Regions from separate parts of the Homo sapiens genome. Here region 1 is linked to region 2. A link is a contact called in ENCODE Hi-C or POLR2A ChIA-PET data. All regions are on one chromosome and are shown on one strand. The core of a region is the stretch at or near the end of the contact, and the rest is flanking DNA. Distances in the headings are between cores, read along the strand shown.

Region 1 (6,707 bases), core at 2,546-5,045, 230 kb before region 2:
TGACCTCCCTTCCTTCTGATAAATTATAAGCTATTCTTCCCTGAAAGATTGTAAAGAGGCCTGAGATGAAAAGGCCCTGAAGTGTTCCGTCAGGGAACCCTTTGTGGTTTTCCTCCAAGAAAAGATATGAGGCTTGGAAGAAAAGAAGAAAAATGGAGTATGAAAAGTGAGAGAAAAATAAAACATCTCCTAATATGCTTTAGATAAGTCAAAATTGTTTCTCAATAATTATTATTTTTTATAGGAGTTCCACTTTGGTGGGTCAGAAAAGACTATCTGATTGGATTATGCGGCAGGAACGATGACCTAGTTATCTTGCCTTGCAAAACCTTTCCCTGGGACGCTAGAACCCAGGCAAAAACACCTCCCTGGTGAGAACTCACTGGAATCACAGATGATGCTTGCAGGGAAACAGCTGCGGCTGGGTGGTCTGCTGACGGAGAACCCGTCTGAGGAAGACCGCCCCTCTTCCCAGCCCACAGGGCCTCTTCCTGACCACGCTCCTCCTTCCTTCTTCTGGTCTCTCTGAGGGGATCCCAGGCATTTCCTGCTGGCACTTCTGGAACAATCAGCTTGGTGGATTCAGGCCTTGAGGACTCAAAGCCTATGAGGGATTCAAAGGCTTTTCTTTGGGCTTGCTGTGTTTCCCACCATCCCTGCGACCCCCACAGAGGGGCGGCTGGCAGATTGAGAATGGGGGAAGGAAGGAGAGGAGACAGGGAAAACCGTTCCTAGTTAATATCTTAAAAAAAACAAAACAAAACAAAACAACAAACTATACCACCGTATCACCAATCCCAAATCCGACTTCTCTTCAGCTGAAACTTACCATGGTCTTATCTTCATACTAGTTTTCTTCATTTCTCTGAACTTCCCATGTTAGCTATTCTTAGATCACTTCCATTATTTCCTACCCCTCTGCTTCCAAAACTCCTTCTCTTCTTCTATCTTAGCTCTGCCCAAAGAGCTAATAGAGTGTATCTAATATATAATATAGTGTATATAGTATATAATATATGTATAAACCTGTGAACCCCAAAAATTTGAGACATGTCTCAGTTAATTTAGAAGGTTTATTTTGCCAAGGATGACGATGCGCACCCATGATACAGCCTCAGGAGGCCCTGATGACATGTGCTCAAGGGGTGGTCAGAGCACAGCTTGCTTTTATACATTTTAGGAAGAAATGAGACATTAATCAACATATGTAAAATGAACATTGGTTCAGTCCAGACAGGTGGGACTACTGGAAGTGAGGAGGGGGCTTTCAGGTCACAGGTAGGTGAGGGACAAATGGTTTTATTCTTTTGAGTGTTTGATTAGCCTTTTCAAAGGAGGCAATCAGATATGCATTTATCTCAATGAGCTGAGAGAATAGAAGGGAAAGCACCTTTGCCCTAAGCAATTCCCAGCTTGAATTATCCTTTTAGCTTAATGAGGGATAATTTGGGGGCCCAAGATATTTTTCTTTCACAAATAGTGTATATGTAAATACTATTATATATACAAATATTACATGTGTAAATATTATTACAATATATATAATATTTATAATATATGTAAATTTTGGTTGTCCTTTAAACATTTCTCTGGCTAACTACAATTTTAGGCAAAAAGATTCCTTTCCCATAAAGGTTATTAGATAAACACAACTGAAAAGTTACTCAGACACATACGTCAGTAAGCAAGACTGCTTACTTCAAATTATAATTAAGTAATAATAATAAAAGGGTTAAAATTAAAATAATAACAATAAAAGGGTTTCACATTCAGAAATATGATATTGTTTGAATGGATTTCTGGGAGTCATTTTAGCAAAATGGGCTCACCTTTTAAAGTAACTTGCTTTATCTGAGTGAAAAACATGCTCATGAGCAAAACCTACATCAAGACGCTTGTAACTTATTTGGGTAACAGCTTTGCCTAAACACATAGCTACTATCCTGATAAACATCTCTATTATTTAGTTAATATCACTATTAACAGAAAATATAGGGATTTGCAGTGGAACTACTTTTAGCTACTAAAAAGTTATTTGTGACATTTATAATTAGATACAAAGACAAAATTTAATTAACTTTAGCATAAAATGGGAGAACCAAGACCGGACTCCCTTAAATGCTAATACAGCATTTTCAAAGGAAAAGAAAACTTGACTAGGATGAGGAAACCCAAATTATTCCTCTTCTGTTTTTGTTTTCCTCAACCCATAAGATTACTGCTCATCTTTCTAGCTAGCTAACTGGTCCTCCGTATGACTTAAATATATTTTGATTAAATAATCAATGAGATTAAATGCTTCCATTGTGATTGAAGTTTTTCTTTTTTCTCTTTTAACTAAAATAATATAGAATTGACTTAGTCAAGGCTACTTAATTTCTTAGAACCACAGCAACTGGACATTTTTTAGCAGAACAGGATTTCCTTGTTTTTAAGAAAGCCACATACATCAAAAGGCTTATCCCCAAGCCAGGCTGCAGCCCTGTGGGCAGAGGCCAACCACGCACATGGCTGTATTAGGATTTGTTTTCAGGGATTCTTTCTGACTTTTCTTCTTTTGCTGGAGGAATGACTGAGATGCTTCAGGTTTTGCCCCAGGACGTCAAGTTCTCTCCCCGGGTTTTTTGGTTTGATTTTGATTCTGTTTCTGTTTTGTTCTGTGTTTGCTTTTCATGAAGGAAAAAGTAAATGCAACTTTAAGATGACTTTCTTCTTCTCAATGAAAAAGAAAATACTTCTCTGGCCTCTTTGGAATTTTCCCTTTCATTCTACCTTGGGCAGTGTGCACCAATGGGAAACTCTGGGGCTCTTACAAAGCTTGGTCATCGAGAAGCCAGGGCCCTGGGCATGGGGCTGGCAGGCCCACAGTGAGGTGCGGACTGTGTGATTACATCTTCAGAGGAAGTGGGTTTGTGTATCTTTGATTGACTCTGTGCCTTTTTCTTAGTATAATCTGAGTTCCAAGAAAACCAAGTTTTGATACTGCAGAAAGTCAGAGATAGCTTTATAATTAAAATCATATTTGAAAGAGAAGTCTCATTATTTTGGAATGGCTTGGCCTTAGCTTTTCTACTTCAACTCCAATCCTCTTTCCCCCAGTATCAAAGTGTGCTGTGATTAATAACCTTGTAAAACTAAACCCAAAAGTGGTGGCAAATGTCAAACATGTTGTTCAGTTTTTCTTTTAAAAAATAAGGTTAAAAACAGGATAGCCATTTTTTTCATTGCAGTATCAATAATCTTCTATATTCTAAGGAGAGTTAAGGCACCTACCATACACACCATTTTAATTTTCTTTAATCAGTGACTTCAGACTTGTTAAAATTATGTATCGTCATTAAATTTTTATGCTTAGAATATGGCCTTGTTAGAGTTAACTCGAAACATTTCCTGGAACCCTGGAGACAAAGCCTCCGTTTCCATTGCAGGACAACAGTGCCAGGCCCATTTTCTACATGAAGTCTCCTTCTGATTGCTTAAAAATTTTATTTCCAAGTGATAAGTATTTATCAGTGGAGAGGGAGTAGCTTTCCTGTCTCATGCACTGCAGTTTTTCTTACATTCATTATTCAAGTTCAAAACGTAATAGTAATTTACTGAATTAAGATCTCCTCTAAAATTCAGAATTACACAGAGGAGCCAGTGTGTTTTCTTTTGCAAGTGAAAATGGACTAAGCCCACTCTATGGGAGGCACTGTGTGGGGTTGTGAGCACGGGTGATGGGGAAACCCTGTCCTCATAGCTGCTTCCAGAAGAGGCAGGTGCACAGGCAAACACAGGGTGAAGAAAAGATGTGGCAGGAAAGAGAAAAAAATTCTTAATGTAGCCTTGAGCACACACGTAGGACAGTCACATCTGGGTGTAACACCTCTTAAATCCTGAACCAAGAGTATTGTAGATGCTAGAGAGCAAAAGGACTATGTATGTTTAAATTTGTTACTAACAAAAATTGCTGTGATTAAAAACTAATAATGTTGGCCGGGCGCGGTGGCTCACGCCTGTAATCCCAGAACTTTGGGAGGCCGAGGCAGGCAGATCACGAGGTCAGGAGATCGAGACCATCCTGGCCAACATGGTGAAACCATGTCTCTACTAAAAATACAAAAATTAGCTGGGGGTGGTGGTGCGTGCTTGTAATCCCAGCTATTCAGGAGGCTGAGGCAGGAGAATCACTTGTCCAAGGAGTCAGAGGTTGCAGTGAGTACAGATCAATGCCACTGCACTCCAGCCTGGAGACAGAGCTATACTCTGTTTCAAAAAAAAAAATGTTATCTTACTGTTACCCAGAAGAAAAAAGTGCAAGACGAAGAAGAGCCACATTTTTTCAACACAAACTTTAAAATTTTTCAAAGTCATAGCCACCATCAAATATGGAGTATTTACTGATTTACTGACAAAATCATTATTTTAAACCTTCAATTTACCATTTATCTTTTCCTTGACCACTCGGACAGAAGCAGCGAAAACGTGAAATCTTGGCTAGATGATGATAAAACCATCCTTAGGATTAAAAGTCATATTCATTAAATCCAGAGGCAAGAAATTTCATGCATAAATATGTCATATTTAGTTGATCATTGGAAAAGTGCTAGAAATATTGTCTCCTCACCCTAACAAAATAGTGGAAGGCATAAAATTTACTTGAACCTTTAACCCTAGCCAATATCTGACACAAAATGCAAACTTAAGAGCAGCCTATTGCTTTCTTGTAGCTTATAAAACTGCCAACATTTGGTAGCTAATTTCTGGCTTTTATTTTTAAGACCAAAGGTCTGGATTTCAGTGATGGAACAAGGGCACACAGGATGAAGAGAACAGGGTACCCTGGGTGGGAGGGAATACTCTCCACATTATCTTTTGCTGGGAATCCTCGGTTGCTTTTGTAACTGCCCAATGGGTTCACCCTGCCCATTGCCTAGACAGAGTCGATTTATCCACACAGGGGAATGGCAATGGCAAAAGAGTGATTCACGCAGAGCCCGCCTTGTGGGAGGCCGGAGTTTTACTATTACTCAAATCAGTCTCCCTGAGCATTCGGGGATCAGAATTTTTAAAGATAATTTGGTGAGTAGGGGCTTGGGAAGTGGGGAGTGCTGATTGCTCAGGTTGGAGATGGAATCATAGAGGGTCATAGTGAGGTTTTCTTGCTGTCTTCTGTTCCTGGGTGGGGTGGCAGAACTGGTTGGGCCAGATGACTGTTCTGGGTGGTGTCAGCTGATCCATGGAGGTGCAGGATCTGCAACATATCTCAAGCACTGATTATAGGTTTTACAATAGTGATGTTATCCCCAGGAGCAATTCGAGGAGGTTCAGAGTCTTGGAGCCAGAGGCTGCATGACCCCTATATTGTAATTTCTAACCTTGTAGCTAATTTGTTAGTCCTGCAGAGGCAGACTGGTCCCCAGGCAAGAAGGGGTTCTTTTCTGGAAAGGGCTGTTATCAATTATGTTTCAGAGTCAAACCATGAACTGAATTCCTTCCCAAAGTTAGTTCGGCCTACGCCGAGGAATGAACAAGGACAGCTTAAGGGTTAGAAGCAAGATAGGGTCGGTTAGGTCTGATTCCTTGGACTGTCATAATTTCCTCAGTTATTTTGCAAAGGTGGTTTCACTTTCATAAAGACTGAAAGACTCATTTAAAGTAAACAAATATAACATGTAGGTCTTAGCTGCTCAGTCGACTAGCTGTTCTTCCCCGCTAGTTTATGCTTCTATTGTGTTGTCCAAACAACTGAAGTGAAAGCTTAAGTATTTATATCCAGAATGTAGGGTAAAACTCCTATTGTGTGATTGCATGCATTCAGTTTCTGAGTGAACGTGTTTTTTAATACATTATTCAAAATATCATCACAAATCTCTCCTGTGTTTTATTTGTAAAGATAGCTTCTGATAGACTTCCATCACCAAGATAAAAGAAATGATAAATGCCGTGATAACTTTGTTGAAATCCATTAACTTAAAGCAGTGGTAAACATTCTTGAAGTGTTATTTTTACACTTAATTTATTCATTGTAATATGTGCAAAACATACACCGCTGCAGTCTCCAGGAGAGAGGTGGAGGAAAGGTGCTCCATCCTAGGCATGGCGTCGTTACCCCAATGACAAGGTAGACGAGGGAGACACATCCCAGGAGAATGATATTTCCAATCAGCCTCTGCAGAGAGCTCAAGTAGGAATGCACCAATTATTCAGCACTTCGCACATATGCATATGGACAGTCAGTGCTTAACATGTGTGCATGTAAGGAGTCAGAGCTTTCCATGTTAATATGCATGGCCACGATTCACCACATGTAACATATATATTAAAAATTGAGATATAAATTAGTTTGTGAAGAATGGTCATTAGTATCTGTTGTTGTATTTGCTGTTGTTGAGAAACAAGAGTGCAGAGACAGAAACAGGGATCAGTGAAGCAGTAAAATTATTCTAAGAATGAATCCTATGCTACAAAAGATACTTTTGTTCCATGTTCAAGCGCCATTTTTTCTTTGTAGGACAGAAATGTGTTACATCAAAATGTAAAGGAAGGAAGTTGACCAGAAAGCAAATGTTTTCTTAGTCCGAAGCCATATCAACCTTCTTTGTACACACGTGTTCCCCCCCACCCCACCACACACACACTGGATGTAGTTTAAACTTGACTTTATACAGTCATTCTCTTATCCAAAATACTTAAGGAACACCTGCCGTGTGTTAGGTGGTATG
Region 2 (6,457 bases), core at 2,544-5,043:
CCATAAATTGTGACTCTGATATCGATGGTAAGATTTCAAAATGTCAAATACTAACTTACATTATTCTAGTAGTTAATTGAGAAAAATACAAAGATACAGAAAAAATAGGGAAAAGTAAAATATATAGATAACGATTCCAGGAAAGCTTAATTAAAAAAAAAAACACACAACAGGAGTTACAGCAAAAGAAACTTGGAAAAACAGAAATTATAAAAGAAATAAATCAAGAATATTGTTCAAAGCTAAAGAATATAAGCCTTTAAACTAAAAGGCTCATAAAATACCAAACAATTCAAATTAAAAAAAGAATTGCAGCCGGGTGTGGTGGCTCACACCTGTAATCTCAGCATTTTGGGAGGCCGAGGTGGGCAGATCATGAGGTCAGGATATCGAGACCACCCTGGCTAACACAGTGAAACCCTGTCTCTACTAAAAAAACAAAACAAAACAAAACAAATACAAAAAATTAGCTGGGCGTGGTGGTGGGCACCTGTAGTCCCAGCTACTCGGGAGGCTGAGGCAGGAGAATGGCATGAACCCAGGAGGCGGAGCTTGCAGTGAGCCGAGATCGTGCCACTGCACTCCAGCCTGGGCGACAGAGCAAAACTCCATCTCAAAAAAAAAAAAAAAAAAGAATTGCATTTGAACACTTGATTGGGAATGTTACATAATGAAGGTTAAATCAGAGTAACAAAAGTGTTCAAAATTGAGAATCACTGAAAAAATGATAAGAATTGCTTTAGCAGTATTGAACAAAAAATGCAATAAAGCAAAACCTTCAAATTAGTGATAGAAATTATTTTGAAACACTACTTCTTTCATTTAGTAAATCTATTTTTTATGGGCCTACCCTAAGGAAGATGTTTGTTATTTTATACATTTTTAATTTGTTAACCAACAGATTTGGATGCAATATTGCTACTCAGTGTGTTTCCAATATTTAGAGCTCTTAGAAGAGAAATCCTAAGCAAATGATCCTGTTTATTTTCTCTCCAAGTTTCACATCTACAGGAGTTAGTTTGGATAAAGAGAACATAATATTCTCATTCTGGGCTTTTTCTTTTTTCTCTAACAAATTTTCATTTATCTGTTGATATATACATGACAGTCTTGCTTTAAAAAATTATAAATTTTATGGTTTCTTTTAGGCAGGTTAAAATATTTTTGCTAACCCATTCATTCATGCATTTGTTCAGCAAGCTTTACTGAAAGCATATCATATCCCATGCATTGTGATAGGCACAGGACATGTAAACAACAACTGCATTGCTTGTCTTCAAGGACACACACACGCATATAAACACACACATATATACACACACACGTATATATACACATATACATATATATGCTCTCTATGCATGTATAGATGCAAATACATAAAATGTGCATGCATGTGTGCATGTGTGTGTGCATGTGTGTGTGTGTGTGTGTGTAGTCCTTGTCTTCAAGGTCCATATGTATATATTTCTTGTCTTCAAGGACACACACACACACATGCATATATATGACAAAAAATGTATATATGAAACTTGAAGGCAAAAAAATAGCAGGAGTTAGAGCAAAATAAACTTGGAAAAACAGAAATTATAAAATAAATGAAACAAGAATATTGTTTAAAGCTAAATAATATGAGCCTTTAAACCAAAAGGCCCACAAAATACCAAACAATTCAAATTAAAAAAGAATTGTATTTAAACACTTGCTTGTGAATGTTATGTAATCAAGGTTAAATGGAGTAACAAAAGTGTTACTATACACACACGCACACATACATGGACTACACACACACACATACATGAACACACACATGTATATGTATATGTATATATAGAGATTAACGGAAGTGGCTGCTGAGATTATGAGGACCTAGAAGTCTCACAATCTGCTGTCTGCAAGCTGCAGAGCCAGGAATGCTGGTGGTGTGGCTCAGTCCCAAGTCCCAAGTTCAAATCTGAAGACCTAAGAACCAGAAGCTCCCAACGTGAGGGCAGGAGAAGATGGATGTCCTGGCTACAACACAGAAAGAAAATTCACCCTTCCGCTACATTTTTTGTACTGTTTGGGCTCTGAAAGTGAAACTGCCTTTGCAAAATTATGACTGAGACAGTGAAAAAGATCCAACTTAACCAATTTCATCTTGCCTCTAACCTCCAAGCTGTCCTTGTTCATTCTTGTCATAGGCTGAACTAACTTTGGGAGAAACTTAGTTCATAGTTTACAGTTTAAAACAAAGACAATAACAGCCCTTTCCCAAAACAAACCTCCTTCTTGCCTGGGAACTAGGCTACTAACATTAGCCACAAGATTAGTAATTACGGTTTAGGAGTCATGCAGCTGGAGGCTACGAGATTCTGAACCTCTTTAAACTGCTTCTAAAATCCGTGCTTGAGATGTTTTGTAGACCCTGCACTTGATGAAGCAGCTGGCACCACACAGATGGATAAACTGGCCCATCTGATCTTGTGACCCCCACCCAGGAGCTAACTCAGCCCAAGAAGACAGTGATGCTCCATGATTTCATCTCCAACCCAACCAATCAGCACTCCCCAACTCACTGCCCCTCCCCACCCACCAAATTATCTTCAAAAACTCTGATCTCCAAATGTTCGGGGAGACTGATTTGAGTAATAATAAAACTCCAGCTTCCACACAGCTGGCTCTGTGTGAACTACTCTTTCTCCATTGCATTTCCCCTGTCTTGATAAATCGGTTCTGTCTAAGCAGCGAACAAGGTGAACCCGCTGGGAGGTTACAAAAGAACTGGATTATGCCCACATTGGCGAGGGTGGGTCTTCTTTACCTCCATTCACCAATTCAAAAATCAATCCCATCAAGTCAAATGAAATGCAAATCTCTTCCAAAAACACACCTGGGAATGGACTTTTACCAGCTATCTGGGCATCCCTTTGCCCAGTCAAGTTGACATAAAATTAACTATCAAAAAAGTCTTTCTGAAAAGTGGATTAGCCGGGCACAGTGGCTCACACCTGTAATCCCAGCACTTTGGGAGGCCGACGTGGGCAGATCGCAAGGTCAGGAGATCGAGACCAACCTGACTGACACGGGGAAACCCTGTTTCTACTAAAAATACAAAAAATTAGCTAGGTGTGTTGTTGGGTGCCTATAGTCCCAGCTACTCGGGAGGCTGAGGCAGGAGAATGACCTGAACCGGGGAGGTGGAGCTTGCAGTGAGCCGAGGTCGTGCCACTGCAGTCCAGCCTGGGGCACCTGGGGCAACAGAGTGAGACTCCATCTCAAAAAAAAAAAAAAAAGAAAGAAAAGTGGATTAAAGATCTTAATTTTACCAATCAAGTAAAAATATACATTGCAATATAAAATATTATTTTGTGAATCTTTTTCTGAAGATTTAAAAATTATCCAATAAATATGTTTAATCTAGATTTTATTATAACAAAAACCACTATGTCTGCTGATTGGTCAAATTCAAGACCTGTACAATAAGGATCACTAAAATATGAGCTGGCGGAGGACAGGGTTTTGGCTGCATTCTTACAGCTGTATCTGTGGCACCACGGACAGGTTTGATTTCAGTGGGTGACTTGGCACTTAGTAAACACATTCGCTGACTGAGTTGAATACTTAATTATGTGTCAGCCTCTGGATTTAACACACACTCTCTTGCCCAAATTTCACAACTGCCCTATGTAATAGACATTACTCTGCATTCCTAATACTGAGAAAACAGAGGTATTAAGGGCTTGAGTAACTTGCTGCAATTCTCCAGTTAGTGAGTGATAAAGTCAGAATGCGAATCTTTACCTAAATGCCTCCCTTGATGACCAACCTGTGAAACAGCTACTGATATCTCATGTGTACTGAAGATGAGGTTTCCTGGCTCAGCTGATAAGTCAAGTGTTTTTGGTAGGGACCTACACAATGGGATGATTCAGCTTTTATGGACTCTGCTCCTTTAGTCTATTCTGAAGGGTTATATAATGGATTTTTCTCTTTTACTAATGTGTATCATTTTATTAGTGTTTGAAGTCTTGTAAAAAGTAATATCTGAAGGATGTAAGACAGCAAGTGAGAAAGAAACAGCTCAGAAGAGACTGAGTAATGCTGAGTAATGTTACCTGAACTTCCTGCTCTGCTGGGGTTCCTCTCATACCATATGAGTGGGTAAAGGGTGAAACGAAAATCTTATCTCAACATCCTTCCCCTGTGGATGACAAACTTTGATATTTATTTTATCATCGATATCAGTGAGTCCATATTTATAAAGCGAGGAGCTCTTACAGGAAAGCATTTGTCAAATACCTAATTACAAAATATATTGACCTTCATATTCTAAGTCAAGTGATATATTTTGTATCATTTTCTGCAGAATTATGATAAAGCACAGTGTGTATAAAGTCAAGTTACCCATTATTCTAGCACTGTTTAGTGTTTATATGACACATGCCAAACATGAGAATAACCCCCGTTTGAAAATGTATTTTTTTGGTTACTTACAGCTACCTTATTTTTTTCTTCTTCTTTTTTTTTTTTTTTCTTTGAGATGGAGTCTTGCTCTGTCACCCAGGTTGGAGTGCAGTGGCACGATCTAGGCTCACTGCAAGCTCTGCCTCCCGGGTTCACTCCATTCTCCTGCCTCAGCCTCCCGAGGAGCTGGGACTACAGGCATCCGCCGCCACGCCCGGCTAATTTTTTGTATTTTTAGTAGAGGCAGGGTTTCACCGTGTTAGCCAGGATGGTCTCCATCTCCTGACCTCGTGATCTGCCCACCTCGGCCTCCCAAAGTGCTGGGATTACAGGCATGAGCCACCGTGCCCGGTCTATTTTTTTCTTCTTATAATACATGTGCATTGTAGTACATTTGAGAAACACAGAAAGGAACAAAATTTTAAAAAAATAAAAATTATTTGAAAACTTGCCATGCCCATATTGTGTCTATGAATGTTTTGCTCTATTTCTTCCTATGCCTATATGTCTATTTTAATAGGATACAATTTAGGTGATGACTTTTTTTCCTCTTAGCATTAAATCACTGGTAGTGTCTGATTTTGCTTTATCATTTCCAGATAGTAGTAGCAAAATCCATAGGGGCTGGATTCAAATAGTTACTCTGTTTAGACATTTTGTCACATAAGAGTCTTATAGTTTTCTCTTATCCTCAGTTTTCTCATGTGACTAATCATGGTCACAATATTAATTCACAGGTTTGTTGAGAGAATCAAATGAACTCATGCATGGTGAAACTTTTGATATAACGTATGACTCAAACTAAATGTTCAATAACAAGTTACTATGTAAAAAACACTTAGAAATCATTCTAATGATTGCACAATAGTTCATTATATTGATATACTTTATTTATTTAGATATTCTTTTCTTTTTAAATTTTTTTTTTCAATTTGAAAGAATTCTGGAAAAACAACAGTCTTGAGTCAATATTCTGATTATATCCTTAAGATAGATCAACAGGAATGGAATCACTATGTAAAACACTGTCATCTTTTAAGGATAGTGAAAGGAATTTGAAAATTGTTTTTAAGAAAGGCTGTAGCCAATTATACTGGCATCAGGATGCCTGTTTCACCACAACCCCAAGGTGCCAATTAAACTATGTTTTCTTAGAAAGTAATCAACATTCTTACAGAGAAATTAGACAGTGTGGATGAGAACAAGAAGAAAATAAACATCTCACAATTCATAATCACACATGAAGACTATTGCTTTTTTGTTATACACATTCTGATTCTTCCTTGCATATGTAAGAATTTTTATTCTTTAACACCATTTTATTAAAAATCTGTACCAAATAATTATATTACTTTTACTTATTTATTCTAGAAGCATTTATTTTTAGTAATAAAGGAATAACTATCTTTTTTCACATAATAAATACATCTAAGGGCATAGCACATGATTATTAAAGGAAAAATAGTCCACATAGATTAACAGAGAAAAAATTAAAATAATATAAAATTCTGCCACTCCAGAGTAACCTCTTTGCTGTGTATACTTTTATGTATTTTTTTAACTATATATTATATACAGTTGACCCTTGAACAATGCAAGCGTTATAGGCACTGACCTCTCGCACAGTTAAATATTCATGTAGGGTTTGGCTGTGTCCCCACCGAAATCTCATTTTGAATTGTATCCTGGTGGGACATAATTTAAATCATTGGGGTGGTTTCCCCCATACTGTCCTCATGATAGTGAATAAGTCTCATGAGATCTGATGGGCTTATCAGGGGTTTCTGCTTTTGCTTCTCTCTCATCTTCTCTTGCCAGCACCAAGTAAGAAGTGCCTTTCACCTCCCGTTGTGATTCTGAGGCCTCCCCAGCCACATGAAACTGTAAGTCCAATTAAACCTCTTTTTCTTCCCAGTCTCAAGTATGTCTTTATCAGCAGGGTGAAAACGGACGAATACAATTCACATATGACTTTTGACTCCCCTAAAATTTAACTACTGATAGCTGACTC

The links. A loop is a pair of places that touch in the nucleus more often than their neighbours do. ChIA-PET counts read pairs that join two places held with the same protein, here RNA polymerase II (POLR2A). Pooled maps may share reads with other maps.
Region 1: a loop to region 2 is called in a pooled map, with 2.4 times the contacts of the local background. The contact joins two enhancer-like sites. A Hi-C loop is called at or near these places in 5 of 50 pooled maps. POLR2A ChIA-PET finds 5 or more read pairs at or near these places in 3 of 52 experiments (activated CD4-positive, alpha-beta T cell, activated T-cell and activated naive CD4-positive, alpha-beta T cell).

The regions. Positions count from the first base shown.
Region 1 is chr10:3,969,004-3,975,710 of GRCh38, reverse strand. No RefSeq gene overlaps it. Among named protein-coding and RNA genes, the nearest start is that of MIR6078, 19 kb to the left of the region's middle. Within about 2 kb of position 3,795, at least 4 of the 41 ENCODE cell types and tissues checked have a DNase peak (open chromatin) inside an H3K27ac peak, as active enhancers do.
Region 2 is chr10:3,737,892-3,744,348 of GRCh38, reverse strand. All of the region lies in intron 1 of LOC105376360 (a long non-coding RNA gene), which reads right to left. Among named protein-coding and RNA genes, the nearest start is that of KLF6, 44 kb to the left of the region's middle. RefSeq lists enhancers at 1,867-2,006, 3,580-4,779. Within about 2 kb of position 3,793, at least 6 of the 41 ENCODE cell types and tissues checked have a DNase peak (open chromatin) inside an H3K27ac peak, as active enhancers do.